Linked DNA regions of Homo sapiens: region 1 is linked to region 2. A link is a loop called in an ENCODE intact Hi-C map of the cell type or tissue named here. Cell type or tissue: PC-3. All regions are shown on one strand. Each heading gives the region's core, and the rest is flanking DNA. Links, peaks and the distances in the headings are about the cores only.

The links. Peaks named below come from ENCODE experiments on the same cell type or tissue, not always from the same donor. Only the 100,000 strongest peaks of a DNase experiment are listed, where the experiment ranks them.
Region 1: it touches region 2 in a loop (2.8-fold over the local background); 2 of 110 quality-filtered maps call a loop at or near these places.

Annotation. Positions count from the first base shown.
Region 1 is chr1:8,042,257-8,053,721 of GRCh38, reverse strand. The region is part of intron 2 of ERRFI1-DT (ERRFI1 divergent transcript); the gene reads right to left. Among named protein-coding and RNA genes, the nearest start is that of ERRFI1-DT, 21 kb to the right of the region's middle. RefSeq lists an enhancer at 6,736-7,935. In PC-3, for the core only: no CTCF peak of the experiment used is centred there; DNase peaks (open chromatin) are centred at 5,791 and 6,381; H3K4me3 peaks cover 949 bases; H3K27ac peaks cover 3,792 bases.
Region 2 is chr1:8,253,644-8,265,108 of GRCh38, reverse strand. LINC03154 (long intergenic non-protein coding RNA 3154) reads right to left here and starts at 5,738. Exons shown (of 2, transcript XR_007065454.1): 1 at 5,116-5,738. RefSeq lists a silencer at 5,126-5,420. In PC-3, for the core only: no CTCF peak of the experiment used is centred there; DNase peaks (open chromatin) are centred at 5,388, 5,988 and 7,278; H3K4me3 peaks cover 1,137 bases; H3K27ac peaks cover 3,248 bases.

The sequences.
Region 1 (11,465 bases), core at 1,882-9,881, 210 kb after region 2:
TCTAGGCCCTGGGGATGTAATGATCAGATGCAAGACAAAGTTCCTGCTCTCATGGTCCTTTCTGGGGAAAGCAACACCACACAAACAGACATAAGATCAGGATGAAGTGTAAGCAGATGAGAGTTTCCATTTTAGACAGGGTGGTCAGAAGAGGCTTCTTTGAAGAAGGAAGTTTTGAGCAGATTACTGAAGGGCCAAAGTAAGCCATGAGAAGCTGGAGGCAAAGAGACCAGCAAATAAGGTCCCAAGGCAGAAAATACCTTTTTTTTTTTTTTTTTTTTTTTTTTGAGACGGAGTCCCACTCTGTTCTGTTACCCAGGCTGGAGTGCAGTGGTGCAATCTCAGCTCGCTGCAACCTCTGCCTTCTGGGTTCAAGCAATTCTCCTGCCTCAGCCTCCCGAGTAGCTGGGACTACAGGTGCATGACACCACGCCTGGCTAATTTTTTGTGGTTTTGGTAGAGACGGGATTTCACCATGTTGGCCAGGCTGGTCTCGAACTCCTGACCTCAGGTGATCTACCCATCTCGGCCTCCCAAAGTGCTAGAATTACAGTGCCCAGCCAGAAAATATCTTTTATAAAAACCACAAGAAGATACCTCAATGAAACTTAAAAAAATTCATTATGTATGCAGATATGGGGGATCTTTTGGGGTGATATGTTCTCCAACTGGATTGTGATGATATTTGCACAACTTTACAAGTTTATTTAAAAATCTTTGAATTGTGGATTTAAAACAAGTGGATCTTATGGTATGTAAATTATGCCTCCATGAAACTACTTAAAGCACTTTTTTGGGCTGGGTGCCGTGGCTCATGCCTGTAATCCCAGCACTTTGGGAGGCTGAGGCAGGAGGATTGCTTGAGCTCAGGAGTTCAAGATCAGCCTGGGCAACATAGTGAGACCTCGTCTGTACAAAAAAATAAAAAATTGGCCGGGTGCGGTGGCTCACGCCTGAAATCCCAGCACTTTGGGAGGCTGAGGTGGGTGGATCACCTGAGGTCAGGAGTTTGAGACCAGCCTGACCAATATGGTGAAACCACATCTCTATTAAAAATACAAAAATTAGCCGGGCCTGGTGGCCAGTGCCTGTAGTCCCAGCTACACCAGAGGCTGAGACAGGAGAATTGCTTGAACCTGGAAGGCAGAGGTTGCAATGAGCCAAGATCGTGCCACTGCACTCCAGCCTGGGCGACAGAGCGAGACTCCATCTCAAAAAAAAAAAAAAATTCAAAAATTAGCCAAGCGTGGTGGCATGCGCCTATGGTCCCAGCTACTTCAGAGACTGAGGCTGAAGAATTGATTGAGCCTGGGAGGTTGAGGCTGCAGCGAGCCGTGATCGTACGGCTGCACTCCAGCTTGGGCGACAGAGCAAGACCCTGTGTCAAAAAAAAAATAATAAAATGAAATAAAGGCCGGCGCGGTGGCTCATGCCTGTAATCCCGGCACTTTGGGAGGCCAAGGCAGGTGGATCACCTGAGGTCAGGAGTTCGAGACCAGCCTGGGCAACATGGTGAAAACCTGTCTTTACTAAAAATACAAAAATTAGCTGGGCATGGTGGCGTGGTGGCGGGTGCCTGTAATCCCAGCTACTCAGGAGGCTGAGGCAGGAGAATTGCTTGAACTTGGGAGGTGGAGGTTGCAGTAAGCCAAGATAGCACCACCGCACTCCAGACTGGGCGACAGAGTGAGACTCCGTCTCAAAAAAAGTTAAATTAAAATAAATTTTTTGAAATCCCCCACACACAGAAAGTCAGGAACACAACAGCAAAATGAGGGGAAAGTGCAGTGAGGTGAGGGTGAAACAATGCAGCACCCTGAGCCCAAGACTGGCAGTGTAGTTTGTGTTCTGATGGTTCTGGGAAGCTACGGGAGGGTTTTAGCAGGGGAATGGCATGTTCTTGAAAGATTCTCTCTGGCTGCTCTGTGGACAACCGAGAGCAAATTCTTGGCCAGTGTGGAAGCAAGGAAACTATACAGGAGGTTACTAAGTATTCCAAGCAAGTGGGGACAGTGGCTTTGGTCAGTGCCATGGAGTAGTGAAAAGCAGTGAGGCTGGAAAGACATTTTGAAGGTGGGCTGATGGGACTCCCTGATGGATTGGATTTCGGGTGTGAGCACAAAAAGAGAAGTCAAAGTTGACTCCTGGATGGCATCTGGCCTGAGAAATCATGTGGATGGTGCTGCCATTTACTGAAATGGGAAACACTGAAGGAGAAGCAGGTGTACAGGGTAGAAATTGAAAATTCTCTTTTGACATGCGAAGTTTCAGATGCTGTTAGAGGTTGAATTGCGTCCCTCAAAACAATATACTGAAGCCCTAACCCTCAGGCCTGCGCAACGTAACCTTATTTGGAAATAGGGTCTTACAGATGCAATTTTTTAAAGATGAACTCATTCTGGAGTAGGATGGGCCCTTCATCCACTATGACTGGCACCATGGGAAGATGGAGGCACAGCGGGGGAGGCGTGCAGCTGCAAGTGAAGGAATGCCAAGATTGCCAGCCACAGCCAGAAGCCAGAAGAGGCCAGGAAGGATTCCACCCAGAGTGCAGCATGGCCCTGGTGACACCTTGATCTTGGACTTCGGGCCTCCAAAGCTGTGAAAGAATAAATTTCTGTTGTTTAAAGCCACCCAATTTGTGGTACATTCTTTTTATGGTTTGTTTGTTTGTTTGTTTGTTTGTTTGCAATGGAGTCTCACTCTGTTGTCCAGGCTGGAGTGCAGTGGCGCAGTCTTGACTCACTGCAACCTCTGCCTCCCAGGTTCAAGCAATTCCTCTGCCTCAGCCTCCTGAGTAGCTGGAACTACAAGCACGTGCCACCACGCCCGCTAATTTTTGTATTTTTAATGGAGACGGGGTTTCACCATATTGCCCAGGCCAGTCTCGAACTCCTGACTTTGTGATCCGCCCACCTCGGCCTCCCAAAGTGCTAGGATTACACATGTGAGCCACCACGCCTGGCCTGTGGTACATTCTTAAAGCAGCCCTAAGAAATCAATACAAGAAATGTCTAGGCAGGGCAAGGTGGCTCACGCCTATAACCCCAGCAATTTGGGAGGCCGAGGTGGGAGGACCACCTGAGGTCAGGAGTTCAAGACCCGCCCAGCCAACATGGCGAAACCCCATCTCTACTAAAAATACAAAAATTAGCTGTGCATGGTGGGGGCATGCCTGTAATCCCAGCTGCCTGGGAGGCTGAGGCAGTAGAATCGCTTGAACCCAGGAGGCAGAGGTTGCAGTGAGTCGAAATCGTGCCACTGCACTCCAGCTTGGCTGACTGAGCAAGATTCCATCTCAAAAAAAAAGAAAAAAAAAAAGAGAAATCTCTAATACAGATACCTATTAGACATCCAAGACCTGGAGTCCAGGGAGTGGGGCTAAAGATGTAAATGTGGAGATAAGTTACATATAACACTATGAACAAATACACTAGACCTCACTATACAGCAAAACCCAGTCATCTGCTGTCTACAGGAGTTATGAAAACACAAACAGATGCCAACCTTTGAAGTAAGATGATGGTCTTCAGGCTAAGGTATCGTGCAAACTGAGGAGGAGCAGAACTGATCGCTGTGGTATGAGATTAAATCAAAGCCCATAGCAAGGAGCATCAGCAGATAAAATTGCCAAATAATGGTAAAATATTAAATCATACAAATGTAACACTCAATTCATGATCCAATTCATATAATAAAAATCTCTGAAATAGTGGAAATGGAATAAATAGACATATATCATGGTAATGGATGACCTCAATACTTATCAAAGTGATAGAATTAAATATCAAAGAATTTGACAAAGAAAGTAGCTAGCCAGGATGATACAATAAGTACAACAGAATTGGCAGGCATACATCAGAGAAATGCAAATCAAAACCACAATGAGATACCATCTCACACCAGTTAGAATGGCGATCATTAAAAAGTCAGGAAACTAGGTGCCGGAGAGGATGTGGAGAAATAGGAACACTTTTACACTGTTGGTGGGACTGTAAACTAGTTCAACCACTGTGGAAGACAGTGTGGCGATACCTCAAGGATCTAGAACTGGAAATACCATTTGACCCAGCCATCCCATTACTGGGTATATACTCAAAGGATTATAAATCATGCTGCTATAAAGATACATGCACACGTATGTTTATTGTGGCACTATTCACAATAGCAAAGACTTGGAACCAACCCAAATGTCCATCAATGATAGACTCAATTAAGAAAATGTGGCACATATACACCATGGAATACTATGCAGCCATAAAAAAGGATGAGTTCATGTCCTTTGTAGGGACATGGATGAAGCTGGAAAACATCATTCTGAGCAAACTATCACAAGGACAGAAAACCAAACGCCGCATGTTCCCACTCATAGGTGGGAACTGAACAATGAGAACACTTGGACACAGGGTGGGGAACATCACACACCGGGGCCTGTCATGGGGTGGGGGAAGGGGGGAGGGATAGCATTAGGAGATATACCTAATGTAAATGACGAGTTAATGGGTGCAGCACACCAACATGGCACACGTATACATAGGTAACAAACCTGCACATTGTGCACATGTACCCTAGAACTTAAAGTATAATAAAAACAAACAAACAAAAAAAATCAAACAAACAAAAAAGAATTGGCAGGCATAGCTTGAGAAAAGTAAAGAATAGGACAATAGATTTCAAGTGTACATGCCCCTCTAATAAAAAGTTAACAAATTCTAGAACAGAATCTGATCATATGTGTTGAGCAAGACTACAGTGAAAACAAAACATGAACAAAAATTACCTTGAAGCAGTTAAAACTTACAAACTATTAAACAATATCTAGGCTGGGATAAAATTCAGACCAGTGAATTCACAGTGGAAAAGATAACTATAATACCTCCATTTAGATACTGCTGTATTTTTTTAATTTTTAATTTTTGTGGGTACATAGTAGGTATATATATTTATGGGGTACATGAAAAATTTTGGTACAGGCCTACAGTGTGTAATAATCACATCAGGGTAAATGAGGTATTCATCACCTCAAGCGTTTATCCTTTGTGTTACAAACAATCCAATTATACTCTTTTAGTTATTATTTTTTCTTTTTTGCAGGGAGGGGTTGAGAAGTCTGAAGGTAATGGCATGGGAGGGGGTCTTTAGTTATTTTAAACTGTAGAATTAAATTATTATTGACTGTAGTCACCCTGTTGTGCTATCAAGTACTAGATCTTATTTATCCTTTCTAATTATTTTTGTGCCCATAGATAATGCTGCCTTAAACTTAAAATTATGTCCATTAGGTTCTTGGGTGTGAGAAAAGTACGACTGGGAAATCCGTCATCCCACTGGTAGTGGAGGCTGAGTCTCTGGATTGGTCAGGCTAAGTGTATCCTTGCCAAAGCTCAGGCCCCTTCCTGGTGGAGCAGGGCTTGGCTATTCCATAGCAGCTGTTGCTCTCCTTACGGGAACTTTACATAAGTTCTTTTTTTCTTTTCTTTCTTTTCTTTTTTCCCAAAGTCCCTTTGAGAAATCTCATTGCATCTAAAATTCAGGTCCAAATTTTTATTTCAGCAGCCTCATCAAATTAAAAACTGTGTAAAATCCATTTTTAACAAACGATGGTCCTCGGACTCAAATGAGTTTAAGTGGGTGTTTGGCAGTGTCAGGGATTTCCTGTCTCCTCTGTCTGATGAAATCTCTAGTTATAATATTGTTATGTCACCAAGATTCATTGCTTGCCAAACCTCATCTTAGACATTTATGTGGGTTTTCCCAAATACCCTTCAGCAACTTAAATCCTAGATGTTATTGCCAGCTACCAGGGAAATTAAATAGGGGATACAGGAAATATAAAGTGACTAACAGTTAGCAATTGCACAACTCTTTCTCATGGGCATTTTCCATGGCTGGGAAACAAACTTGAGGGGACAGTGGAACACAGAAAATATTCACAGACATCCTGAAGTTCAGCGTCTACAGACATATGGAGAAATTTCTGGTTCTGTTCCTGGAAGGGCTGAATGTTTTAGTCGTAACTTCTGTGCCTGGGGCTTGTTCAGTTGTATCTAAGTAGTCATGATTAAACACAATTGGAATTGTGTTTTACCAAAGGTCGATGTTTAAAAGTTTTGCAGGTATACAATCACCTTTCTCTCATTAAAAATAATGAATTCATAATCATTTGAAATTAAGAACTATCAAAAGAAACAATTTACACCTTCCTAGTCAAGCGTAACATTCCACAGACATTTGAGATTGTCTGATACCTTCATGAAAAACAGAAAACCTAGGTCATAAATGCTAATTTGTTGTCTACATACAGAATGGAAATAATGTTAAGAGATTACCAAGGGTGGACGTTACTCAGCAATGTGACAAAACTGCTGGAGATGAGAAAGCCTGGGAAGGTTGTGTAATTCTTAGGGAAGTAAAGGACATGAACAATGTCAGCTGTCTGGGACCATATGCTCAAGTACATGAAAACAAAACCACTGAAGGTCAGAAAACCTAACATGAAAACAGAATGCGAACCTGTTGGAAATGGACTGAAACAATCCATTCCACAAAATGGAAAACAGAATATTTTGTCCAGGAGCCCTTACTTCTGGAATCTCCTCTATTTTTATAATAGGAATCAACACCCTTACTGAAAACTTCAATTTTATAATAGGCTTATTTAGTCTTAGATTTTTCTGTGGGTTGAATTTAATCATTAATTTCAATATTAGTATATGAATGTACTCAACACAGGGAAGTCTTAAAAGTTGACAAGATCGATCTCTTTCTCTCTCTCTCTGTGTATGTATCTGCAAAAATGACAAAACTTTTTTTTGTTTGTTTTTTGTTTTTTGTTTCTTGTTTGAGACAGTCTCTGTGTCACCCAGGCTGCAGTGCAATGGCGCGATCTCGGCTCACTGCAACCTTCATCTCCTGGGTTCAAGCAATTCTTTTGCTCAGCCTCCCGAGTAGCTGGGACTACGTGAGTGCGCCACCATACTGCTAATTTTTGTATTTTTAGTAGAAACGGGGTTTCACCATGTTGGCCAGGATAGTCTCAACTCCTGGCCTCAAGTGATCCGCCCACCTCGGCCGCCCAAAGTGCTGGCATTACAGGCATGCGCCACCACGCCCGGCCTAAAACTTTTAAAAAGAGAACTTGTTATTTGTGCAAAATATGCTTATCTAAAATCTGTGACTTATATCCTAGAATAACAAAGCATTTACCTATTTGCCAGAAATTTCGCTAGACAAGAAAACAGTTTGCTCTGTCATCTATTTTTGTAAAGGTTTTTCCTCATTTTAAACTATTTATATTAAGGCATGTAATCGCAAAATAAGTAGCATCTGCTTCTTCTGTCCCCATTCATCCTGCAACTAACCAAAACAAGGGGAAAAACTCAGAATCTATGAAGTCCTGCTTCTGTGAAATGTTCTTTGTAGCCAATAACTCCATCTCAAAACCTAACAAACCATTGAACTCCATATTAGTCCACCCTCCAGAATACACATTAGAGCCAGATGGAAAATCACTGGCTAAATTAAAACACACTAATTGGGCATCAGATTTCTTCTGAAAATGACAAGGTATCGTGTGGGTGTCGGATGTATGACTAAGAGGAAATTCATTCTTTCTGTACAAATAAATCATTCAGATTCACTTTACTAAACTTTCTTTTTTTTTTTTTTTTTGAGACAGAGTTTCGCTCTTATTGCCCAGGCTGGAGTGCAATGGCGCGATCTCAGCTCACCGCAACCTCCGCCTCCCGGGTTCTAGCGATTCTCCTGCCTCAGCCTCCCAAGTAGCTGGGATTATAGGCATGTGCCACTACTCCCAGCTAATTTTCTGTTTTTAGTAGAGACGGAGTTTCTCCATCTTGGTCAGGCTGGTCTTGAACTCCCGACCTCAGGTGATCCGCCTGCCTCGGCCTCCCAAAGTGCTGAGATTACAGGCGTGAGCCACTGCGCCTGGCCTCATTTTACTAAACTTTTTTATTGGCTGCTGGAAAAGATTAAATAGGTTGCGGAAAATTTAACCGTTCAAACATTCAAAAGGCTTATTCAGTGAATGGAAACAAGAATCAGTGTCATCGGACAGCTAAATCATTTCTAGAGAAGATGTGTTCCTTTGCAAAACAATTCTAGAAAATCAAGGACTATATCTGACATATGGATACATATAGATGTTCTCACCTCCGCATGCATACATGCAAAAATTTTTGCAGTCAGAATAATATGCCAAAACTTTTAAAGAACAGATTTTTTTTTTTTTCCTGAGATGGAGTCCCGCTCTGTCGCCCAGGCTGGAGTACAGTGGCGCGATCTCAGCTCACTGCAAGCTCCGCCTCCCGGATTCACGCCATTCTCCTGCCTCAGCCTCCCGAGTAGCTGGGACTACAGGCGCCCGCCACCACACCTGGCTAATTTTTTGTATTTTTAGTAGAGACGGGGTTTCATAGTGTTAGCCAGGATGGTCTTGATCTCCTGACCTCATGATCCGCCTGCCTCAGCCTGCATTAAAGAACAGATCTTAAGACTCTGTTCTAGGCTGGGTGCAGTGGCTCACGCCTGTAATCCCAGCACTTTGGGAGGCTGAGGCAGGTGGATCACCTGAGGTCAGGAGTTTACGACCAGCCTGACTAATATGGTGAAACCCTGCCTCTACTAAATACAAAAAAAAAATAGCCAGGTGTGGTGGCGCATGCCTGCGATCTGAGCTACTTGGACGGCTGAGACAGGAGAATCGCTTGTACCTGGGAGGCAGAGGTTGCAGTGAGCTGAGATCGCGCCATTGCACTCCAGCTTGGGCAACAGAAAGATAAAAAAGGAAAAGACTCTGTTCTAACATTAATTTCTAGTTCACAGCATCACCAAAAACACACTGCATACTTGTATCGTTTTTTAGAGATGGGTGTCTCATTATGTTGCCCTGGCAGGAGTGCAGTGGCTATTCACAGCCTCCATCATGGTGTGCTACAGCCTTGGATTCCCGAGCTCAAGCAATCTTCCCACATCAACCTCACAAGTAGCTGGGACTACAGGTGTACACCACCACGTCCGGCTCTCACACTATACCAAATTAAACTTATGCTTAAAGAAGTCCCATCAATATATGTATTTGGGTTCATGAATTGCAATGAATATGACAGTTTTCTGTTGTAGATTTCATGGTGATTCAATGACTCAACCCTTCAAATTTTGTTCAGAATAGTTGACCTGAACATCACTGATTATGTTTATGTAGGCCTTAGAAGGCTACGTATTTCTCAGCAAGGTGATCAAGGTCAACATCAATGGTGATAAATCATGTTACTGCATTTATCCATGATACGATGTCATGAAAATGGAATTTTACCTTTGTGGTCTTCCTCTCAAAAACTGGTAACTCCGGCCGGGCATAGTGGCTCATGCCTGTAATCCCAGCACTTTGGGAGGCCGAGGTGGGTGGATCACGAGGTCAAGTGATCGAGACCATCCTGGTCAACATGGTGAAACCCTGTCTCTACTAAAAATACAAAAATTAGCTGGGCATGGTGGCACACACCTGTAATCCCAGCTACTCAGGAGGCTGAGGCAGGAGAATCGCTTGAACCCAGGAGGCGGAGTTTGCAGTAAGCCAAGATCCTGCCACTGCACTCCTGCCTGGTGATATCCATAGAAACCCTCCTGGTATGGAATACTTCAACACTGCAAGCAAAATATTTTTTAAATCTTTATAAAGGTATGACTGAACTGACAAAATAGTAAGTGAAATCCTCAGAGGCATGACAGAGAGAGAAAGCATGACACCAACTGGGCAAGAAAATGATGAAGTTGGCATCTTCCCTGAGGGCATCTGCCAATTCCCGATGGCCTAGAGCAGGAGTCAGCAAACTGTGGGCCACATCCAGCTTGTCACACATTGTTGTAAATAAAGTTTTATTGGAACACAACCACTCCTATTAATTTATGTATTGTCTATGGCTGCTTTCATATTACAACCACAGAGATGAGTAGTTGTGAGAGAAACCATATGGCCCACAAAGCCTACAACGTTTACATCTGGCCCCTGACAGAAAAAGTTTGCTGATGCTTAGCCTTGAGTTTTAGTAGGTTGAGTTTGTGGGATTTGGGAGACAAAGCCTGGGACCTAATCGAGTGGGATGCCAAAAGAAAGGCTGCATAAAGTTGGGACCCTAGAAAATGTTTGCCCTGAAGAAGGGGATAGAGGGAATACTTGCTTACTCATGTCTTGGCTGTGATAGAAAGAAAAAAGTTTCCCTGAGAATTCTTCACCAAAAGTTCATCCTTACACAGTAATGAGATATCTGGGCCAGGCGCAGTGGTTCACACCTATAATTCCAGCACTTTGGGAGGCCAAGGCAGGTGGATCACCTAAGGTCAGGAGTTTGAGACCAGCCTGGCCAACACGGTGAAACCCCGTCTCTATTAAAAGTACAAAAAATTGCCCAGGCATGGTGGTGAGCACCTGTAATTCCAGCTACTCAGGAGGCTGAGGCAGGAAAATCGCTTGAACCCAGGAGGCGGAGGTTGCAGTGAGCCAAGATCACGCCACTGCACTCAAGCCTGGGCAACAACAGCAAAACTCGAACTCAAAAAACAGAGAGAGAGAGAGAGAGAGAGAGAGAGAGAGAGAGAGAGAGAGATACCTGTGTGCTGGCCCAAAAAACACTTCTAGCCAAAAATTTAGTTTATTGAAGTGATCTGGCTAAAAGTGGCTCTAGGTGTCTAGCATAAACCAACTCCAATCCTTGACTTCTCACAAATAAAGTCCCAAAGAATATAAGCTTTGAATCAAAAAGCACAAAACGCATGAGGAAACACTGCTGAGAATGACGTTTACTGAAAGTAAAACTAAGCAGAATAAACAAACTGCCTAAGTAAACCCACAAAGACCTCAGATGTTGGAATTATTAGATAACAAATATAAAATATAAGGTTTACTATAAAGGCTACACATGGACATACAGAGGGGAATAATAGACACTGGAGACTCCAAAGATAAGAAGACGAGAGGGGTGGGTGAGGGATAAAAAATTACCTAATGATAATTTTCACTATTTACCTATTGGTACAATATTTTACTCTTCAGGTGATGGGTACACTAAAAGCCCAGACATCACTGTTACACAATATATCCATGTAAGAAAGCTGCTCTTGTACCCCTTAATCTATAAAAATAAAAAATTTTGTTTACAGTAATTAAAGAAATAAAGTATCAGAGAAGGAAAAAATTATCAAAAATAATCAAGATGTATTTGATTATTTTTGATATGTGATTATTTTTAGGTGCATTTGAAAAAAATACATCTAAAAATGACAAATATAATAACTCACATTATAAAGCCAATTGATGTTAAGTAGCAGATATAGCTGAAGAGAGCAATAGCAAACTGGAAAATAGATTTGAAGAAACTATACAAAATGTAGCACAAAAAGAGAAAGAAATAGAAAATACAAAAGAGTTAAAAGACACCAAGGACAGA
Region 2 (11,465 bases), core at 1,128-9,127:
AGGAGTTCGAGACCAGCCTGGCCAACATGGCGAAACTCCATCTCTACTAAAAATACAAAAAAAATTAGCTGGGTGTGGTGGCACACAACTGTGGTCCCAGCTACTCGGGAGGCCGAGGCACAAGAATCGCTTGAACCCAGGAGGCGGAGGTTGCAGTGAATCGAGATCACGCTGCTGCACTCCAGCCTGGGTGACAGAGCGAGACTGTCTCAAAACAACAACAACAACAAAAAACAAAACAAACAACAACAACAACAAAACCAAAGTGAATTGCAGGCTATAGAAAGTAGCAGTAGCTGGACAACTGGATGACAGAAAGTAACAAGACTAACTAACCTATGTCCATCTAGCACTTTATCATTTGCCATGTTTTCAAAGCCATTATTTCATGTAATCAACAACCCAGCAAGATAGCCTGGGCAAATTCAAATATCCCCACATTGGGCCAGGCGTGGTGACTCATGCCTGTAATCCCAGCACTTTGGGAGGCCGAGGCAGATGGATCACCTGAGGTTGGGAGTTCAAGACCAGCCTGACCAACGTGGAGAAACCCTATCTCTACTAAAAATACAAAACTAGCTGGGCGTGGTGGCACATGCCTGTAATCCCAGCTACTTGGGAGGCTGAGGCAGGAGAATCACTTGAACCTGGGGGTGGTGGTTGCAGTGAGCCGAGATTGCACCATTGCACTCCAGCCTGGGCGACAGCGTGAGACTCCGCCTTAAAAAATATATATATATATGTGTGTGTGTGTGTGTGTGTGTGTGTGTGTGTCCCCACATTACAGAGAAGGGCACAGAATCCATGCTCGAGACTAATGGAAGAATTAGCTCTAATAATCTGTGCTTTGGACATCTCCACTTAACAAGTTATAATCTTAACTCCACTTAACAAGTGGAGATGTCCAAAACACAGATTATTGGAGCTGAAAGGAATTTTGTGAAACATGCGTCAAATCTCCTCATTTTATAAATGGGAAGACTGGAGGGAGAGGCGTGAAGTGATTCATTTAAGTATCTCAGCTGCTTACCGGTAGAGCTGGTGTGAGATTCTGAGTCCTTTAGTTTCTAATGGAATTCCAAGAAGGTGACTCCAAACATGTTTGGGGAATAGGAGGATGATTGCAGGCAACATGTATCCTCCCAAAATGAGGACATGCAGGGCAACACTTTAGGAATTTATGGCGCCAGACAGCCTGGGTGGGAATCCTGACACCACCCCTTCCAGGCTTGGTGACCTTGAGCAATCTTATAAATTGATTCACACCAATCACAGGGCATTGGTGATTTATGTGATAGCTATCCCAGTTGAACCTACTTTTAAAAAGAGAATACGGCCAGGCGCGGTGGCTTACACCTGTAATCCCAGCACTGTGGGAGGCTGAGGCGGGTGGATCACCTGAGGTCAGGAGTTGGAGACCAGCCTGGCCAACATGGCAACATCCCGTCCCTACTAAAAATACAAAAATTAGCCAGGAGTGGTGGCAGGTGCCTGTAATCCCATCTACTTGGGAGGCTGAGGCAGGAGAATAACTTGAACCCAGGAGATGGAGGTTGCAGTGAGTTGAGATCGTGCCACTACACTCCAGCCTGGGCGACAGAGCGAGACTCTGTCTCAAACAAAAAATAAAAAAGAGACTGCCTAGAAATCTTTAGCCCCAGGTACAAATCTCTGCTGCTGTTGCCTCATATAATGCTTGACACAGAGTCACCACACAGTAAATATTGCATGAACCCAGGTGGGACTTGGGTGCAGTTGGAGTGTGTGTGTGTGTGCGTGTGTGCATGTGTGTGTGTGTGTTGGGCGGTGGGGGAGTCCTTGAAGGAGAGAGAACTTTCAGGAATTCTTTAGTTCATTCCATAGAAATGATACATCACATACTCCCTGCGTGTTCAGGGTTTGCATAGCCCCCCAATCTCATTTCAGAGTGGACAAGTGAAAGCTAGTAAAGTGGAGAAAGTTAGCATTGTAACACAAATTATAATAGGATAACTATGTCCGTTTTCTGGCAGTTAGAGTGAGATATTCTAGTGAAGACACTGGTCAAAAGCCCACAAAATACATCAAGGAGGATTTGGGGGCCTGGAGTGGTGGTTCACACCTGTAGTCCCAGCTATTCTGGAAGCTGAGGTAGGAGGATCACTTGAGCCTGAGAGGTTGATTGTGCCACTACACTCCAGCCTGGGTGACAGAGCCAGACCCTGTCTCAAAAAAAAAAAAAAAAAAAAGAAGATGAAGAAGAAAGAAGAGGAAGAAGAAGAAGGCGAAGGAGAAAAAGAAAGCTAAAAATATTTTCCCACTTTCGTATACACCCTAGGATATACCACATACATTTAATTTTATTTATTTGTTTATTTTTTGAGATGGAGTCTCATTCTTGTTGCCCAGGCTGGAGTGCAATTGCACGATCTCAGCTCACTGCAACCTCTGTCTCCTGGGTTCAAGTGATTGTCCTGCCTCAGCCTCCTGAGATTACAGGTGCCCGCCACCACGCACAGCTAAAGTTTTTTATATTTTTAGTAAAGACGAGGTTTCACCATGTTGTCCAGGCTGATCCTGAACTCCCGACTCCAGAAGATCCGCCCGCCTCGGCCTTCCAAAGTGTTGGGATTACAGGCATGAGCCACTGCACCTGGCCCACACACATTTTAAATTACTATATATCAGGAAACTATTTTAGAGAAAAACCATTAGCATAATCATGGGAATGAAAGGCTGACTTTGGGGTGTAATAAAAGGTTAGGATTTTCTTTACTTTTTTATTTTTTTATTTTTTTGAGACAGAGTTTCGCTCCGTCGCCCAGGCTGGAGTGCAGTGTCGCAATCTCAACTCACTGCAAGCTCCGCCTCCCAGGTTCACGCCATTCTCCTGCCTCAGTCTCCCTAGTAGCTGGGACTACAGGCGCCCGCCACCACGCCCGGCTAATTTTTGTATTTTCAGTAGAAACGGGGTTTCACCGTGTTAGCCAGGATGCTCTCGATCTCCTGACCTCGTGACCTGCCCGCCTTGGCCTCCCAAAGTGCTAGGATTACAGGCGTGAGCCACCACGCCTGCCAGGATTTTCTTTTTTTTAAGCTTTGAAAGAGGATGGCCAGGCGCGGTGGCTCACGCCTGTAATCCCAGCACTTTAAGAGGCCGAGGCAGGTGGACGATGAGGTCAGCAGATGGAGACCATCCTGGCTAACATGGTGAAACCCCGTCTCTACGGAAAATACAAAAAAAATTAGCTGGGTGTGGTGGGGGCACCTGTAGTCCCAGCTACTCGGGAGGCTGAGGCAGGAGAATGGCGTGAACCCGGGAGGCGGAGCTTGCAGTGAGCCAAGATCGCGTCACTGCACTCCAGCCTGGGTGACTGAGCAAGACTCTGTCTCAAAAAAAAAAAAGGAAGAAAGGATGGCAGCCCAGAACAGTGGCTTACACCTGTAATCCCAACATTTTGGGAGGCTGAGGAGGGAGGATCTCTCAAGACTAAAAGTTCAAGACCAACCTGGGCAACATAGTGAGACCCTGTCTCTCAAAAAACAAAAACAAAAACAAACAAACCCTGGCATCCTGGCATGTGCCTGTGGTCCCAGCTACTCGGGAGGCTAAGGTAGGAGGATTGCTTGAGCCCAGGAGGTTAAGGCTACAATGAACTGAGATCATGCCACTGCACTTCAGCCTGTATGACAGAGCAACAAGACCCTGTCCTAAAACAAAGAAGAAGGAAGGAAGGAAGGAAGGAAGGAAGGAAGGAAGGAAGGAAGGAAAGAAAGAGAGAGAGAGAAAAAGAGAAAGCAGATGGCTCAGGGGAGAATACTAATTTCTGAATTCCTGTATGGATATTCTGTTCATTAAATAAATATTTATCAAACACCTACTTGGTCCACGCACATCTGGGTGCTGAAATTCAACCATGGACAAGACAAAACAAAACCTTGTCTTCATGGGATCACTGAATATTAATGTGAATTTGTTTACCAAATTTTGGAAAATTAATTGGAAGGATTATCTCATGAAGCTTGGAAGGATTACATTTAGAACAAATAAAAGAACCCGTGTGCAGCCCTAGGACTAGAGAGGTGCCCAGTGGATATTTGGAGATTTTATATAACAAAGATCAAAGTGTTGCCGGGCACAGTGGCTCACGCCTGTAATCCCAGCACTTTGGGAGGCCAAGGTGGGCGGATCGCCTGAGGTCAGGAGCTCATGCCTGTAATCCCAGCACTTTAGGAGGCCGAGGTGGGCGGATCACTTGAGGTCAGGAGTTCAAGACCAGTCTGGCCAACATGGTGAAACCCTGTCTCTACTAAAAATACAAAAAATTAGCTGGGCATGGTGATGGGCACCTATAATCCCAGCTACTCGGGAGGCTGAGGCAGGAGAATCGCTTGAACCTGGGAGACGGAGGTTGCAGTGAGCCGAGATCGCGCCGTTGCACTCCAGCTTGGGCAACAAGAGCAAAACTCTGTTTCAAAAAAAAAAAAAAGGAAGTGTTGATATTCTTAATATCCACTGTATACATGATATTAAAACTCCAATAGACTCTTTCCCTCCTTCTCACTACTACACGTGACTAGTCTTAATAATAATAAAATAGAAAAAGTGAGCAAAGAACAGCAGGCAGTTCAGAAAGGAGAGACGCAAATGAACAATCAAACTAAATGCAAAACTAAATGCAAATTAAATATATGCAAAACAAAATGCAAATTAAAATGTAACAATGCAGAGTTGCTAGTAAACTTCTAGGATTGGTAGCTCTACAAGTAGAAGAGGCTAAAACAAGAGATTTAAAATCTATTCTAATAAATCCATGCAAAGTACGTAATGATTGACTGGTGAGAACCAAGATACAAGGGATGTGATAACCAACCCTTGAAAACTAGTTTGGGGCCAGGCCTGGAGGCTCACACCTGTAATCTCAGAGCTTCGGGAGGCTGAGGCAGGAGGATCACTGGAGGCCAGTGGTTTGAGACCAGCCTGGGCAACATAGTGAGACACCCTACTGTATCAAAAATGAAAGAAAGGAAAGGAGGTGAGGAGAGGGAGAGAGGGAAGAAGGGAAGGAGGAAGGAAGGAAAGGAAAACTAGCTTGTTGACATAGTTTCCCTGCATGTTGGCCAGTGTCACCTAACCTGAGATTCCTGTTGCAAAGGTCCAGGTTGCAGATGGTTGCAGAGGTATCCATTCCTTGGGACCACTGCAGGGAGGCAGAAAATGCTGAGCTGAATTTTTGGCACTCCGCCGGCAGAGCTTTCTTATGTAACAAGCACCTGAGCTGGTGAGTATGAGACCTTGCGAAATAAAAGCTAAGAGTGGCCAAAATAAATATGTGGCCAGGTTAAAGAGCCAGCTTGGCCAACGTTTCTCTAACAGTCGCAATTTGTAAACACAGAAAAGAGGAATGAAATGAAAGGCCGTGTCTGTGCTACAAATCGCGTCTGTGATTATTGTTCCCCTGTGTCTCTGTAACTTTATTTTCACAATCAAAAGCTTGACAGGACATTCCATAAAGCCCAGTCAGAGCACTTGAAATGCGAACCCAAACAAGCCGAAGTCATGGGGAGAAATGCATCCTCCGTTTTCTTGTGAACGCAGCAGCTGTTTTCTCTTTCCTGTATTTGGATCTTTCTAGCAAACACCTAGAAGTCTCAGCCTCTCCAGAAATCAGGTGTTCCCAGACCAGGTGATCTATTTGTTTAGTATCCTGTGCCCTTATTCCCAGAAGAAAGGGAATGGGACAGAACACTCTGTCAAATAAACAATTGCCCAAGGTCTTGGGCAAGGGAAATTAGGACAGGAAGCAGACAGTGGACTCTTTGCCCCAGGTAACTGGCTGATAAGGTAAACAAGCCATGTACAATGAGTTCCTGTCCTCTGCATGATAAATATTTATGTGCTGAGCCCTGTGTTTGGAAGCACTAAACCATTTCTCAGTCTGAACATTGACCTTTGGATGCAAAACGCAGGGCTAATTTCCTAGGTGATGTAATTAATTTTTGTGGCTCAAAGCTGTACTGGGAACAAGAGAAATTGTTGTTTTCATGCTTGTTTAAAAAGTGATTCAGCAGTTGTGTGCAGCTTTCAGGTAACAGTGTCAACTTGCAATCTGAAACTTTGCTTTAGTCACACCTGGAATTCAATGATTTTGGAAGATTATGGTGTGTGAGTTCATCATAAACAAACACAAATTCTTCTGATCTTAGAAGTGATGAACTCAGTTTTGGGTTTACACATGGCTTTGAATTGTTTCTGAGGATACGGAGGAAATTATTTATTTTATTTTATTTTTTGAGACAGGATCTCCTCTACCGCCCAGGCTGGAGTGAAGTGGCTGATCTTGGCTCCCTGCAACCTCCGCCTCCCGGGCTCCAGGGATCTTCCCACCTCAGCCTCCTGAGTAGCTGGGACTACAGGAGGGTACCACCACCACGCCTGGCTAATTTTTTGTATTTTTAGTAGAGATGGGGTTTCGCCATGTTGCCCAGGCTGGTCTCAAACTCCTGGGCTCCAGCAATCCACTCACCTTGGCCTCCCAAAGTGCTGGGATTACAGGTGTGAGCCACCACGCCCAGCCAAGGACTTTATTTTTAAAATTTTGGTTTAGTATGGCCCCAAATCTCTGTGACCCTAAATGCGTTTCATTTTAGTGTTAATAAAACATGCAGGAAAACTGTTCTTTTACCGTGAGCCAAATTAACCCCACCCAAAACAAAAGTAAAAGGCAAATGACAGGCTGGGCGCGGTGGCTCACGCTTGTAATCCCAGCACTTTGGGAGGCCGAGGTGGGCAGATCATGAGGTCAGGAGATGGAGACCATCCTGGCTAACATGGTGAAACCCCGTCTCTACTAAAAATACAAAAAGTTAGCCGGGTGTGGTGGCCAGCGCCTGTAGTCCCAGCTACTCGGGAGGCTGAGACAGGAGAATGGCGTGAACCTGGGAGGCGGAGCTTGCAGTGAGCCGAGATTGCGCCACCGCACTCCAGCCTGGGCGACAGAGCGAGACTCCATCTCAAGAAAAAAAAAAAGGCAAATGACAAACCAGGGAAAATACATGCCACAAAACAGCAGACCCTCTTTCTAGGTGGCACAAGCTGGAAACCTGAGTCCATCCTTGTCACTTTCCTCTCCCTCATCCCCAGTGTCCAATGCTGTTCACCCCGAAATATCTCAAACCCGCACACTTGCCCCGTCTGCATTTCCTGATTCTCCTCTGCCTTCACCAGCTTTCTATTTCCACAGATGCCTCCAGGCACTAACTCACCAAGACCAATCGCAGGGTCTTCCCCCACAGTCGGGCCCTTCCATGAGTCATTTTTCATTCAATGGCACCCTCTCCAGCTAGCCAGGACCCAGGCTACCTCCTGGGCTCCACCCTCTCCCTCCTCTCCTGCCCCATCCTTTGCCAGGTCTTGTGAACTGTTCTTCCTGAAGACCTTGGATTCGCCCATCCCTGTCACTCTGTGGTCCCTGCCTCCACCCTTTCTCAGGACGTCATCACCTCCTACCTGGGCCACTGAAATAGCACCCCCATGATCTCTGGAATCCACTCTTCTGCCCCCATTCCATTGTCCACAACGAAGCCAGAGGGACTTTTCCCAACCACAAACCTGACGGAATCACCTTCTGGCTGAAAACCACCTGTCACTTCCCTTCACACTGAGGATAAGGTAAAGATCCTACCTGGCCTACAAGGGCCTGCAGGACCTAGCCCTTCAGCCAGCTTCATGATGGTTGCGGAAGTCCAGCCACATGACTGTCTGCCCTTTTCCCTCTTTAATTTACCTCTAAGGATTTATAGACATCTGAGACTAGCTGATTTATTTGCACACTTGTTTATCGTCCATCTCTCCTGTCCCTAAGGGGCAGGGGTCGGGTGTCTTGTTCACTGCTACCGCCCCAGCCCCTCAGAGTAAACCTCACACATCACAGGGTGCTCAATGAATATTTGTGGAGTTAATGAATGGATGAATGAATAAGCCAATTCAGGAGACCACCAGGGTGATGGGTGGTGCACTGATCTAAGAAAAAGTCAGAGCCTGATGCGGTGGCTCACACCTGAAATCCCAGCACTTTGGGAGGCCAAGGCGGGCGGATCATGAGGTCAGGAGTTTGAGACCAACCTGACCAACATGGTGAAACCCCGTATCTACTAAAAATAGAAAAATTAGCTGGGCATGGTGGTGCTTGCAGCTACTAGGGAGGCTGAGGCAGAAGAATCGCTTGAACCCGGGAGGCAGAGGTTGCAGTGAGCCAAGATCTTGCCACTGCACTCCAGCCTAGTTGACAGAGCAAGACTCCGTCTCAAAAAACCAAAAAAAAGAAAATGTCAGAGCGAGGAGCAGAGAAGCCCATGGGCATCAGTCTAGGCCTCAGGTGGCTGTCTATGCACAACTGTACCCACAGTATCTATGAGACAAAATAAAGAATTGCTGGCCAATTAGCTGATGCCTTCTCTTTTGTCTGAAACGTCGTTTCCATGCCTGACCCTACTTCCCTCAACTTCTCATTCTTCACATTTCAGGTCAAACCGCCTGTTTTCATGTCCTTGGACACATCCAGCTCCTTCAGACCTCAGGACCTTTGCACGTGCTCACATCTTTGCCAGGAAGGCTCTTCAACTCCGATTTCACCCCTCCACACCATCTATAGTTATTTGCAACTCATCTTAGCATCTCAGCCTTCTCTGAGCCCACAGCTAGATCAGGTCCCCTTCATTGTACTTTCGTTCTTGCCTTTACGTCACTTATTCCCATCTGTAATGACATATTTGGGTAATTATTTCAATATTGCTGATCAACCTTCCTACCCCACAAGGACAGGGATTATGGCTTTTTCCTCCCTACTTCAGCCAACATTCTACACAGTGCCCAAAGAGGGGCCCAAGGAATATTTGGAGATTTTATGTGACAAAAGAAATGTTGATATTCTCAATATCCTTTATATATGTGATATTAAAACACCAGTAGAAATTTTTTTTTAATTTCAACAGACAAAAGATTGCAAACATTCAGAAAGATTTACAAATAGCTAATCAACCTTATTAGGAACAAAAATGTAAACTAACTATAACAAAATACCTCTTCAATATACTAATTTGTTAAACTTTAAAAAGGTAATAGGAGGCCGGGCACTGTGCCTCATACCTGTAATCCCAGCACTTTGGCAGACTGAGGTGGGAGGCTCCCTTGAGCCCAGGAGGTCAAGGCTGCAATGAGCCTTGATTGTATGACTGCACTCCAGCTTGGGTGACAAAGCAATACAAAAGTCTCAAAAAAAAAAAAAAGTGATGGTAGCATCTACGGATTCAATGCAATCCCTGTAAAAATTCCAACAATGGGCCGGGCGCAGTGGCTCACTCCTGTAATCCCAGCAGTTTGGGAGGCCAAGGTGGGCGGATCACCTGAGGTCAGGAGTTCAAGACCAGCCTGATCAATCTGGAGAAACTCTGTCTCTACTAAAAAAAAAAAAATACAAAATTAGCCGGGTGTGGTGGCACATGCGTGTAATCCCAGCTACTCCGGAGGCTGAGGCAGGAGAATTGCTTGGATCTGGGAGGCGGAGGTTGCAGTGAGCTGAGATTGCACTCCAGCCTGGGCAACAAGAGCGAAACTCCATCTCAAAAAAGAAAGAAAGAGAGAGAGAGAGAGAGGGAGGGAGGGAGGGAGAGAGAGAGAGAGAGAGAGACAGAGAAAGAAAGAAAGAAAGAAAGAAAGAAAGAAAGAAAGAAAGAAAGAAAGAAAGAAAGAAAGAAGATCCCAACAATTTTCTTTACAGAAACAAAAAAATCCATCCTAAAATTCATACAGAATATCAGGGAACCCTGGCCGGGCGAGGTGGCTCACACCTGTAATCCCAGCACTTTGGGAGGCCGAGGCAGGCGGATCACCAGGTCAGGAAATCGAGACCATCCTGGCTAACACGGTGAAACCCCTTCTCTACTAAAAATACAAGAAATTAGCCAGGAGTGGTGGCGGGCGACTGTAGTCCCAGCTACTCGGGAGGCTGAGGCAGGAGAATGGCGTGAACCCGGGAGGCTGAGCTTGCAGTGAGCCGAGATTGTGCCACTGCACTCCAGCCTGGGCAACAGAGCGAGACTCCGTCTCAAAAAAAATATATATATATATATATATCAGGGAACCCTCACAGCAAAATCAGTCTTGAAACAGAAGAATATAGTTGATTTTAAAACTTACTACAAAGCTATAGTAATCGACCGGGTGTGGTGGCTCATGCCTGTAATGTAATCCCAGCACTTTGGGAGGCCAAGATGGGTGGATCACCTGAGATCAGGAGTTGGAGACCAGCCTGGGCAACATGGTGAAGCCCCGTCTCCACTAAAAATACAAAAGTTAGCCAGGCGTGGTGGCATGCACCTGTAATCCCAGCTACACGGGAGGCTGAGGCAGGAGAATCGCTTGAACCTGGGAGGTGGAGGTTGCAGTGAGCCGAGATGGCACCATTCCACTCCAGCCTGGGCAACAAGAGCGAAACTCCATCTCAAAAAAAAAAAAAAAAGAAAAGAAAAAAGAATACTACCAACAGGGTAAAAAGGCAGTCCGTGGGGCTGAAAGTATTTGGCAACCCATAGGGTTGGAAATGGGAGAAAATATTTCCAAATCACATACCTGATAAGGGATTAATGTCTAGAATACATAGAAAACTCTTAATTGAAACTAAGTAAAAAACTCGCAAACAACCCAAATCAAAAATGGACAAAAAGTCTTAAATTGGGAGGCCAAGGTGGGCGGATCACCTCAGGTCAGGAGTTCGAGAAAAGCCTGGCCAACATGGTGAAACCCCATCTCTACTAAAAATACAAAAATTAGCCGGGTGTGGTGATGCACGTCTGTAATCCCACCTACTCGGGAGGCTGAGGCAGGAGAATCGCTTGAACCTGGGAGGTGGTGGTTGCAGTGAGCCAAGATCGCACCATTGCACTCCAGCCTAGGCAACAGAGTGAGACTCCATCTCAAAAAAAAAAAAAAAGGAAGGGAAATCTGACACGTGCTACAACATGGATGAACCTGGAGGATGTTATGCAAAATGAAATAAGCCAGTCACAAAAAGTTAAAATACTGTATGATTCCACTCATGATTAGACTCATATGAGTATGATGTGGCTAGAACAGTCAAATTCATAGAGACAGAAAGTAGGATGATGGTGGCTGCCAGGGGATAGGGGTAGGGAGAATGAGGAGTTAGTGTTTAATGAATACAGAGTTTTAGTTCTGCGAGATATATTTAAAAAAAAAAACAAACAAAAAAACAAAAAAACTCTGCAGTTGGGTAGTGGAGAAGTTGCACAGCAGTATGAGCGTGCTTAATGCCATGGCACTGCACAGTTAAAAATGGCTAAAAAGAGTACATTTTACTTTATGTTAATTTGTTAATTTGAGATGGAGTTTTGCTCTTGTTGCCCAGACTGGAATGTAATGGCGCAATCTCAGCTCACTGCAACCTCCGCCTCCTGGGTTCAGGCGA